Linked DNA regions of Mus musculus: region 2 is linked to region 1. Evidence: chromatin contacts called from ENCODE Hi-C or POLR2A ChIA-PET data. All regions are on one chromosome and are shown on one strand. Each heading gives the region's core, a stretch centred on a gene start or an enhancer-like site at or near the end of the contact. The rest is flanking DNA. Distances are from core to core; before and after follow the strand shown. Region 1 holds the start of Eif1 (eukaryotic translation initiation factor 1). Region 2 holds the start of P3h4 (prolyl 3-hydroxylase family member 4 (non-enzymatic)).

Region 1 (3,732 bases), core at 20-2,519:
GCTAAGATCAAAGGCGTGCCCCACCACACCCGGCCTATTTTTCTGGTTCTTCAGAGACAGTAGCCAGTCTAGTACTGAATTCACTTGACCTTGAACTTTTTCCTCTGGCTTCCTTCTCCTGAGAGCTGGGATGTACCACCATACCTAGAAGTTGGCAGTATTTTTAAGTTAAGAGATTTTATATAAAGCACCCACTCTTTGGGGAGCATTTGAATAAAGTCTGACACAGTAGTTATCAGCCTCTGGTTCTCCTATTGGCCCCCACAAACCCAGTTACATCACACTTGGCTGTCTCTTTTTTTTTTTTTTTTTTTTTTTCGGTTTTTCGAGACAGGGTTTCTCTGTATACCTTGGCTGTCCTGGAACTCACTCTGTAGACCAGGCTAGCCTCGAACTCGGAAATCCGCCTGTCTCTGCTTCCCAAGTGCTGGGATTAAAGGTGTGCGCGGTGGCACTTGCCTTTAATCCCACCACTCATGGGGCAAAAGCAGACCCCATGTGGCCAGCCTGGTCTATAGAGTTCCAGCACAGCCAAAACCCTGTCTTGAAAAAACAAAAAGAAAGGTTAACTGCTTTGAAAAAAATATTCACCTAGACTCTACAAAGGCTTTACCTCACACACAGGCTTGTAGGACAAAAGGCATCCTGTGAGGCTTGGACATTTTTTTCCTGGGGTCCCCACTCCTACCTAAGGGACTACTTCCTTCCTTAGAAGAATTAATCTAAATAATAATTTTTGGTTACCAATTTTAAAACATGCTAATCCAAATGATACCCTATATAAGGTCCAAATTTTGATCACGTTATTTTATGCTGATTAAATGGCTATATCTGTGAATACGTGCAGAGAAGGGTAGGTTGATGGGTGGCTGGATCAGTCGAATTTTGGAGGACCCGCACGTAATTACCCTTTAAAGCAAATCGATCCTCACCCTAAGACCCATCTCAGAGCTAGTGCCAGGACCCCAACAGGGTCAAGATGGTAGAACGTGCGGTAGGCGCAGGCGCGCTCGAAACCTCCGCCAGTTTTCGCGGCCGCTCAGACAACTACCATGCCCACTGCGCAAGCGCGCAGGCGGACCAAGCTTTCCCTCCCCCCTCTCGCCCCTCCCTGAGTCAACAGAACATCCTTTCCAGGCCAAACCCAGTGCGCACGCGTCAAGCCTTGACTCCGCCCCCCGACCAATAGGAAGCCGCAGCGCTCGGGCGTCCGGGAGCTTGACTCCATGGGTGGGGCCGAGACGTGAGGGCAGCGCGCTGGCGTCACAGGGGCGGCTATATAAGTGAATACAGGCGCCGCCCCTCCGCCCCAGTCACTGAGCCGCCGCCGAGGACTCAGCTGCCTCCCCCTCGAGCCCCCTCGCTTCCCGACGCTCCGTCCCCCCCGCCCGCCTTCTCCCGCAGCCGCCTTCCGCAGGCCGTTTCCACCGAGGAAAAGGAATCGTATCGTATGTCCGCTATCCAGAACCTCCACTCTTTCGGTGAGCCTGGGGAAGGTCGCGCGGGCCTGGGGGGGGGGTGGCGGGGTCGGAGCTCGGAGAGCCGCCGAGCGCGGCGAGCCCATCTTAGCTCGGGCTGGAGGGGTGGTGATGCCCGTGGAACCGAGATCTGCGCCCAGGGTCGACCTCTGAGGGTGCCCGGAAGAAACGGGTGGGAGGTGAGCCCTTGGGCGGGCCCGGCGTCTCGGGTGGCGCATTTACTAATGGCTCCTGCCTCTCGGCGAGCCACACCCGCCCCCTCCCGCCACCCCTGCGTCATGTCCTCTACGTCACCGTCGTTGTCTCGGAGCTGGGAGGGAAGGCCCCGCCTCGGGAGCCTGGCTTCCGGTAGGTTGCATCAGCCGGGTGGGGCGCTGCCTGCCCACTAGGTCTCTCCAGCACGTGATCAGCCTTGGCGGGAGGGCTGGCCTAGAGCAGAAAGCTAGCTCTAGTACTGGCCAGTTCCCGGAGGGACAACAAAGGACACCTCCGGATTATTTCTTCACAGACCCCTTTGCTGATGCAAGTAAGGGTGATGACCTGCTTCCTGCTGGCACTGAGGATTATATCCATATAAGAATTCAACAGAGAAACGGCAGGAAGACCCTTACCACTGTCCAAGGGATCGCTGATGATTACGATAAAAAGAAACTAGTGAAGGCGTTTAAGAAGGTGGGTCTGCTGTGGAGAGAGCACGTTGTATGGTCTACCAAGGGAGAGGGTGCAAACGTCAAGGGAGTCCGTGTTGATGGCATGGCCTCTTAGATGCTGCATCCTTTTGTCCTTGCAGAAATTTGCCTGCAATGGTACTGTAATTGAGCATCCAGAATATGGAGAAGTAATTCAGCTACAGGGTGACCAGCGCAAGAACATATGCCAGTTCCTGATAGAGGTGAGTTTAGGCCGCCCTCAATGCATTATGGGTTTCCTGAATTTCTAATCCTTACAGTTGAGCTTTTAAATACATGTAGACATTCCCACTTTCAAACAGTACTTGGGGGTGGCATAGGGAAGTTTTAGTAACAGTGGTCAATTGAACCATTGTGTCTACTGGGATAGACTGAAGTACTCTTCTTTATTGGGACTCCTTGCAAGGTGTATATGGGAGAATCTGTTGACGTCATGTAACCTGTCCCTCTCCCTTGTCCTCTTTTTGCAGATTGGGCTGGCTAAGGACGATCAGCTGAAGGTTCATGGGTTTTAAGTGCTTGTGGCTCTCTGAAGCTTAAGTGAGGATTTCCTTGCAATGAGTAGAATTTCCCTTCTGTCCCTTGTCACAAGTTTAAAAACCTCACAGCTTGTATAATGTAATCATTTGGGGTCCGCTTTTAACTTGGACTAGTGTAACTCCTTCATGCAATAAACTGAAAAGAGCCATGCTGTGTAGTCTTGAAGTCCCTCATTTAAACAGGTTGAGCAGTAAGCCCTGGCAGTGTCCACCCTGGAACAAAGCAATGACAAGGTTTCAGCCAAGCCAAGAACCCCAAGATCACAGGAGGCTATGTCTGACCAGAGGCTCCTTGGGGCTCCCTGGACAGAGTCCCCTGCCCTAGGAGAGTGTCACCACTTGAACAGAATGGGTAACACTGCCCCAGCTATGTCACTAGAGGGAGTCTCTGGCCCTGGTATCTGACCAGGTAGAATTCAGAAAGGGCTACCTTTCCAGAGAAGTCATGGACATTTAGTTCACCACCAGGGTGGTCTTTTGAAGCAGATCTATCCTAGCCGGGAGGTGTTGCGACATGAAGGGTGAGGCCAGCCCGGAACAAATGCCAAGCTGGTGCCATTGGCTGTGTGGCTAGCTGTAGAGGCTTCAACTCAGTACGAGCCAGTGCCATGTGAAGGAACAAGCTGGTCTTTTGGTTTTCTTTCCCCCTCCAGTTTCAATGTTATGTAATGTATTTAAATCCTTATTTAAATAAAGCTTGTTTTCAGAAACGCCTGATGTCCAGATTGCACTTGGTCAAGCTACATACAGAGAGGGATCACAAAGACAGGCTCAGTTGGGAAGCATTTACCAGAGCTGTGCCCATCACTTATCAACACAGATGGAATTCATTCTGGAGCTGATATGCTTACAAAGCAGCTGGAGCCCTGTGGCTGTTGGGCTATCTTAGTAACGTGGGGGGGGGGGCTGCTTTGTAACACTCAGCTTGAATTCTAGGGCAGGATTAAACTAGCCATGTTGGATTTTGTAGTGAATTTGATCCTGGGGACCTATATGATAGAGAACTGGCTCTAAAAGGTGGCCGCC
Region 2 (4,223 bases), core at 1,678-4,177, 95 kb after region 1:
TACCAGGTTCTGCTGCATAACGCTGTCCTTGGGGTCAAAGAGCATGTAGCTAGCAGCACTGCGGGCAGCCTGGCGTACATCATTCACTGAAGGCAGGAGAGAGGAAGGGGTGACCCTGATGTTTTCCTTTAAAGGCAATCCACTCACCCCACCCCACCTTCCAACCTAAACCCACAGCCTCTACCAACCCCCCAGACGCCTCTCAGAATATGTGCTGGCTCCTCACCCCGCCCAAGCGAACATAACCCAGCAGGCCCTGGGTGTTGCCCTCGTACCAGGCAGTGTGAGTCACTGACACTCTCAATCAGTTGGGTTTTATAGACAAAGGATTGGAAGCACAGGGGGATTAGATAAACTGCTTGTGGCGATACTGCTGAAGAGAGAGACGGCTGTTGGGGGGAATTACAGGCCCTCAGCATCTTTGCCAGTCTTCAGGAAGAGTTTCCTGGTCCCTGACCTCGGCCCCTCTACTCACAGCTCTTAGCCCTTGAAGTGTTACATCTCTGAGTTGTAGGAACTCTGGATTGTCCCAGCCTAACCCCAGGTGATGGCAGGACCTCCCTGTGAATCCCTAGTCACGGGGCTAGTAGTCTCTTGTCCTTTAGAAACCTCAGTTTAATCTGAAGAATGGGTCTAGGAATGTCCTTGGCATGATGCTAGTGGGGCAGTGCTGAGCAGTGTCGCCGACCTAGTCTACCGAGAGGGGCCTCTGACTCTTTCTTGAGGCCTCTCACCTGCCTGGGTTCCTTCCCATGTCGCCACCACCCTTAGCCTCTCCTCCCCTTCTCCGGAGTCTTTCATCTGAGAGGCACATTTTCATGCTTCTGGGAGCCATCCCCCCACCCCCGCCGTGTACTGTCCTCTCCTACCCACTAGTGTCACCCCTTTACCCAGCCCATCCCGGAAGCTCACGTTTGTAGTAGGCAAACTGCAGGTAGTGATACATGGTGGCCACAAACTTGTCCACAAAGAAGCCACCTACGTTGGGGGTGAGATTGGTCTCACAGTCCACCTTGCACTGCAGGGATTCTGCGAAGAGATCTAGGAAGGATGCAGCCGTTAGGAAGCGATGTGTGCTAACCCTGATCCCTGGTGGAGACCAAGATCTGCTATGGAGCCTGCTTTCCTTGTCCAGAGTTCCTGGGTTAACATGTATGAAATGCTTGTCACACAGTATATTGTGCAGGCAAAGAAGCACTTGTTTCCTACTGCCCCGTAACCGAATCCCTGTCTGACATGAGAGAGAGAGAGAGAGACAGAGAGAGAGAGAGAGTGTGTGTTCTGGGAGAATAGGGGTCCTGATAATAGTTCTTTCTGCCTCACCGCTACCTCCCTTGAAGGGCCTTGTGGTCACGGATCCAAAGACTAGCTGTGGTTCCTCCACCCAGCCCTGCTTTCTGCACACACCTGCCTGGAGTCAATTCCTCATCTCCGTTGTTGTTCGAGACAAGGTCTATAAAGCTTCAGTTGCCCAGGAACTCACTCTGTAGACCAGGCTGGCATTGGACTCACAGAGATCAGTCTACTTCTGCCTCCTGAGTGCTGGGATTAAAGGCCTGTGCCACCGTGCCCTGTTCTTTTGTTTTTTGAGGCAATCTATTTCTCTATATAGCTGACCCAGAATTTGCTATGTATACCAGCATTTCTCTCATCAGACTGGAGACAGAAAAGGCCTGACTCGTGTGTAGCTTTGGAGCACTTTGCTAGACCTGTTGAATGCGGTCACCGGACATAGCCACGCATTAAGAGGCCTTAGAAGGCCTGGGAAGCCAGGGCACTGTGGGTGAGGGATACCTCACAGTGGTCTGAATGGTATATACCTGCTATCGCTGGGTAGAAGTCCTTGAAGTCTACCTGCTCGTGGGCCCCCTCACAGCCAGCTAGACACCGAGCAAAGACCGTCATATATTCAGCCAGGGCCCGCTCCATGTCTTCTGTGCTGCTGCGAAAGTCCCCGCTGTTGTAAAGTTTCACAGCCCGGAGGAACACAGCCTGGAGAGGTGCATGGCGGGGGTAGTCAAGAAGACCCCGAAGGCTCATAAGGTGTGTGTGTGTGTGTGTGTGTGTGTGTGTGTGTTGGGTGAAGAGGTTGTAGGAAGGTGTACCAAGGCTAGCCATCCCTCCCACTCTCTCCACACCTCGTAGGGCTGGGCCTCCAGGTCGGTGAGGGACTCATCTCCAATATCCAGCATCCCCCTGTAGTAGTTGAGATACTTGGCGGTCAGCTCGTGCTTGGGGTTCCTCTGGAGGAAGGTGTAGGCCGCAGCCACCGCCTTCTCCAGTCGGTTCGCCTGGTGAGGAGCGTGGGGAGTGGGTCAGTGGGGGCCTCGGACGCACCGCGGGCCTCACGTTCTAGGGAAACTCGACGGCGGCCCCGGCCGCGCCCACCTTGAAGTGCGCGTAGTGCAGGTACTGATAGGGCAGGCGGCTCTGGAAGTCGCGCAGCAGCTGCCGCGGTGGGTAAGGGACTTGAAAGGCGGGCAGCGTCTTCTTGCAGCGCCGCAGGCAGGCGGCGCGCTCCAGGACGTGACCGAAGAGCCGCAGCTCGCGAGCCCAGTCCTCGCCATCGCCGTCGTGGTCGCCGTCCGGGCCGGACGCGGGCCGAGGCTGAGAGGTGGCGGGGCCACTACAGTTGGCGTGGCAGAAGGCCTCGCTGTCGCGCAGCAGCCGGTGCAGCCGCAGCGCCGCCTCCAGGTAGCGCGCGCTCTCGCGCCAGCTTTCGCCTTCGTATTGCTCCAGAGCGTGGCCGTAGGCCGTGGCCAGTGGCATCAGGTCCTCCGGAGGGAATCCTCGGAAGCTGTATTTCTCGTACTGGGCCCCGGCGCTGCCCAGCAGCAGCCACAGCAGCCCCCACGCCCCGCGAGCCATGCCCGCACCGCGCCCGGAGGCTTACGGAGCAGCCGGCGACCGTCGGGCTCCAGCCAGCTCGGGCTCCAGCCCAGCCCACCCCCAACCCCCGGAGCTCCTGCTGGGTCTTAGCGCCGGGCCCTAGGCTAGAGCCGGGAGGCTGGAATGCCTCTCTAGGACCGTCAGTTGACGCTCGAGTCCACTACGTGGGCTGGCCCTCGACCACTAGCAATGCTTACACCACCACTGGCCCTCCCTGGCAGACACGGGTGGGTGGGGCTACGTTTCACGCCCAGAAAGCCCCTCCCCACAGCAGTGTCGTCCCCCCCCCCCCCCTTAAGTGCCACCTCTGTCCTTTGCGTAGGCAAAGTGGACGAAGTCACATAATCTGGTCTTTTTCTCCTCGAGTCTCCTCTGCTCCCCCTAGGTGGCCCGGTAAACACCCGCGCTGACGTCGAGGCGTACACACCTCTTGTTACCCCGCACACCTAGCACTGACACCATCAGCCTCCCGCCGGAGCAAGATTCCTGTGTCTTCAGTGCAGCCAGGCTTTTGCAGGACAAAACAACCTTTCACCTAGAGAACATTCTCCCTAACCCCCCTTTCCTCTAACCTTTCGCGGGAGGAGAGTTGGGGCGGGTGTGTGTGTGTGTGTGTGTGTGTGTGTGTGTGTGTGTAGAACTGAAATAGCCCTCAGATTACAGCCTCACCTGCACCAGAAGGGGCCTAGATTTGGGGTGCCAGGGAAAGCTAGAGATTCCTCCAACAGGCTTTAGGACCCAGAGACTCTGGAAAAAACTTTTTCATTTTGGAAGTCCACTCCAACTTCTCATCTTTCCCGAACCTCCCTCTGGGCCAGGCCCCGGGTCTCAGTCCCGGATGGAGTTTTGGGGGAGGGAGACTCAGAGATCTTTGTGGCAAATTCCTTGGACTCCAGAGACTCTCAACCTGGCCCCCACCTCCTAGTTCACCATAAAACATCACCCTGCCCGGCCAGCTCATTCTCCCCAGCCCCCATTCCACGTGGACCCGCCAGGGCGGGGTGGGGAGAGAGGACAGGAAGGGGGGGAGTCAGCTCTGAGAGGAGGGGGAAGGAGGCTAGCGGCTGGCGTCCGCTCTCACTGCCGGCGTCCCTGGTCTGGGCACCATGTTCCTTGTGGGGTCCTCCAGCCACACCCTCCATCGGCTCCGCATACTGCCGTTGCTGTTGCTTCTACAGACCTTGGAGAGGGGACTGGGCCGTGCCAGCCCGGCCGGAGCCCCCTTGGAAGATGTGGTCATCGAGAGATACCACATCCCTCGGGCCTGTCCCCGAGAAGTGCAGATGGGGGATTTTGTGCGTTACCACTACAATGGCACTTTCGAAGACGGGAAA

The links. A loop is a pair of places that touch in the nucleus more often than their neighbours do. ChIA-PET counts read pairs that join two places held with the same protein, here RNA polymerase II (POLR2A).
Region 2: POLR2A ChIA-PET joins it to region 1 with 19 read pairs in embryonic stem cell. The contact joins the promoter of P3h4 here to the promoter of Eif1 in region 1. A Hi-C loop is called at or near these places in 1 of 37 maps with a recorded cell type or tissue (heart). POLR2A ChIA-PET finds 5 or more read pairs at or near these places in 4 of 5 experiments (Patski and embryonic stem cell).

Annotation. Positions count from the first base shown.
Region 1 is chr11:100,318,680-100,322,411 of GRCm38, forward strand. Eif1 (eukaryotic translation initiation factor 1) reads left to right here and starts at 1,270. Exons shown (of 4, transcript NM_011508.2): 1 at 1,270-1,481; 2 at 1,987-2,150; 3 at 2,269-2,370; 4 at 2,638-3,420. The coding sequence starts at 1,451. The coding sequence ends at 2,682.
Region 2 is chr11:100,411,789-100,416,011 of GRCm38, forward strand. P3h4 (prolyl 3-hydroxylase family member 4 (non-enzymatic)) reads right to left here and starts at 2,928. Exons shown (of 8, transcript NM_176830.3): 1 at 2,389-2,928; 2 at 2,139-2,291; 3 at 1,821-1,992; 4 at 913-1,041; 5 at 1-86. The coding sequence starts at 2,868. It overlaps Fkbp10 (FK506 binding protein 10), which reads left to right and starts at 3,906. Exons shown (of 10, transcript NM_010221.2): 1 at 3,906-4,223. The coding sequence starts at 3,996.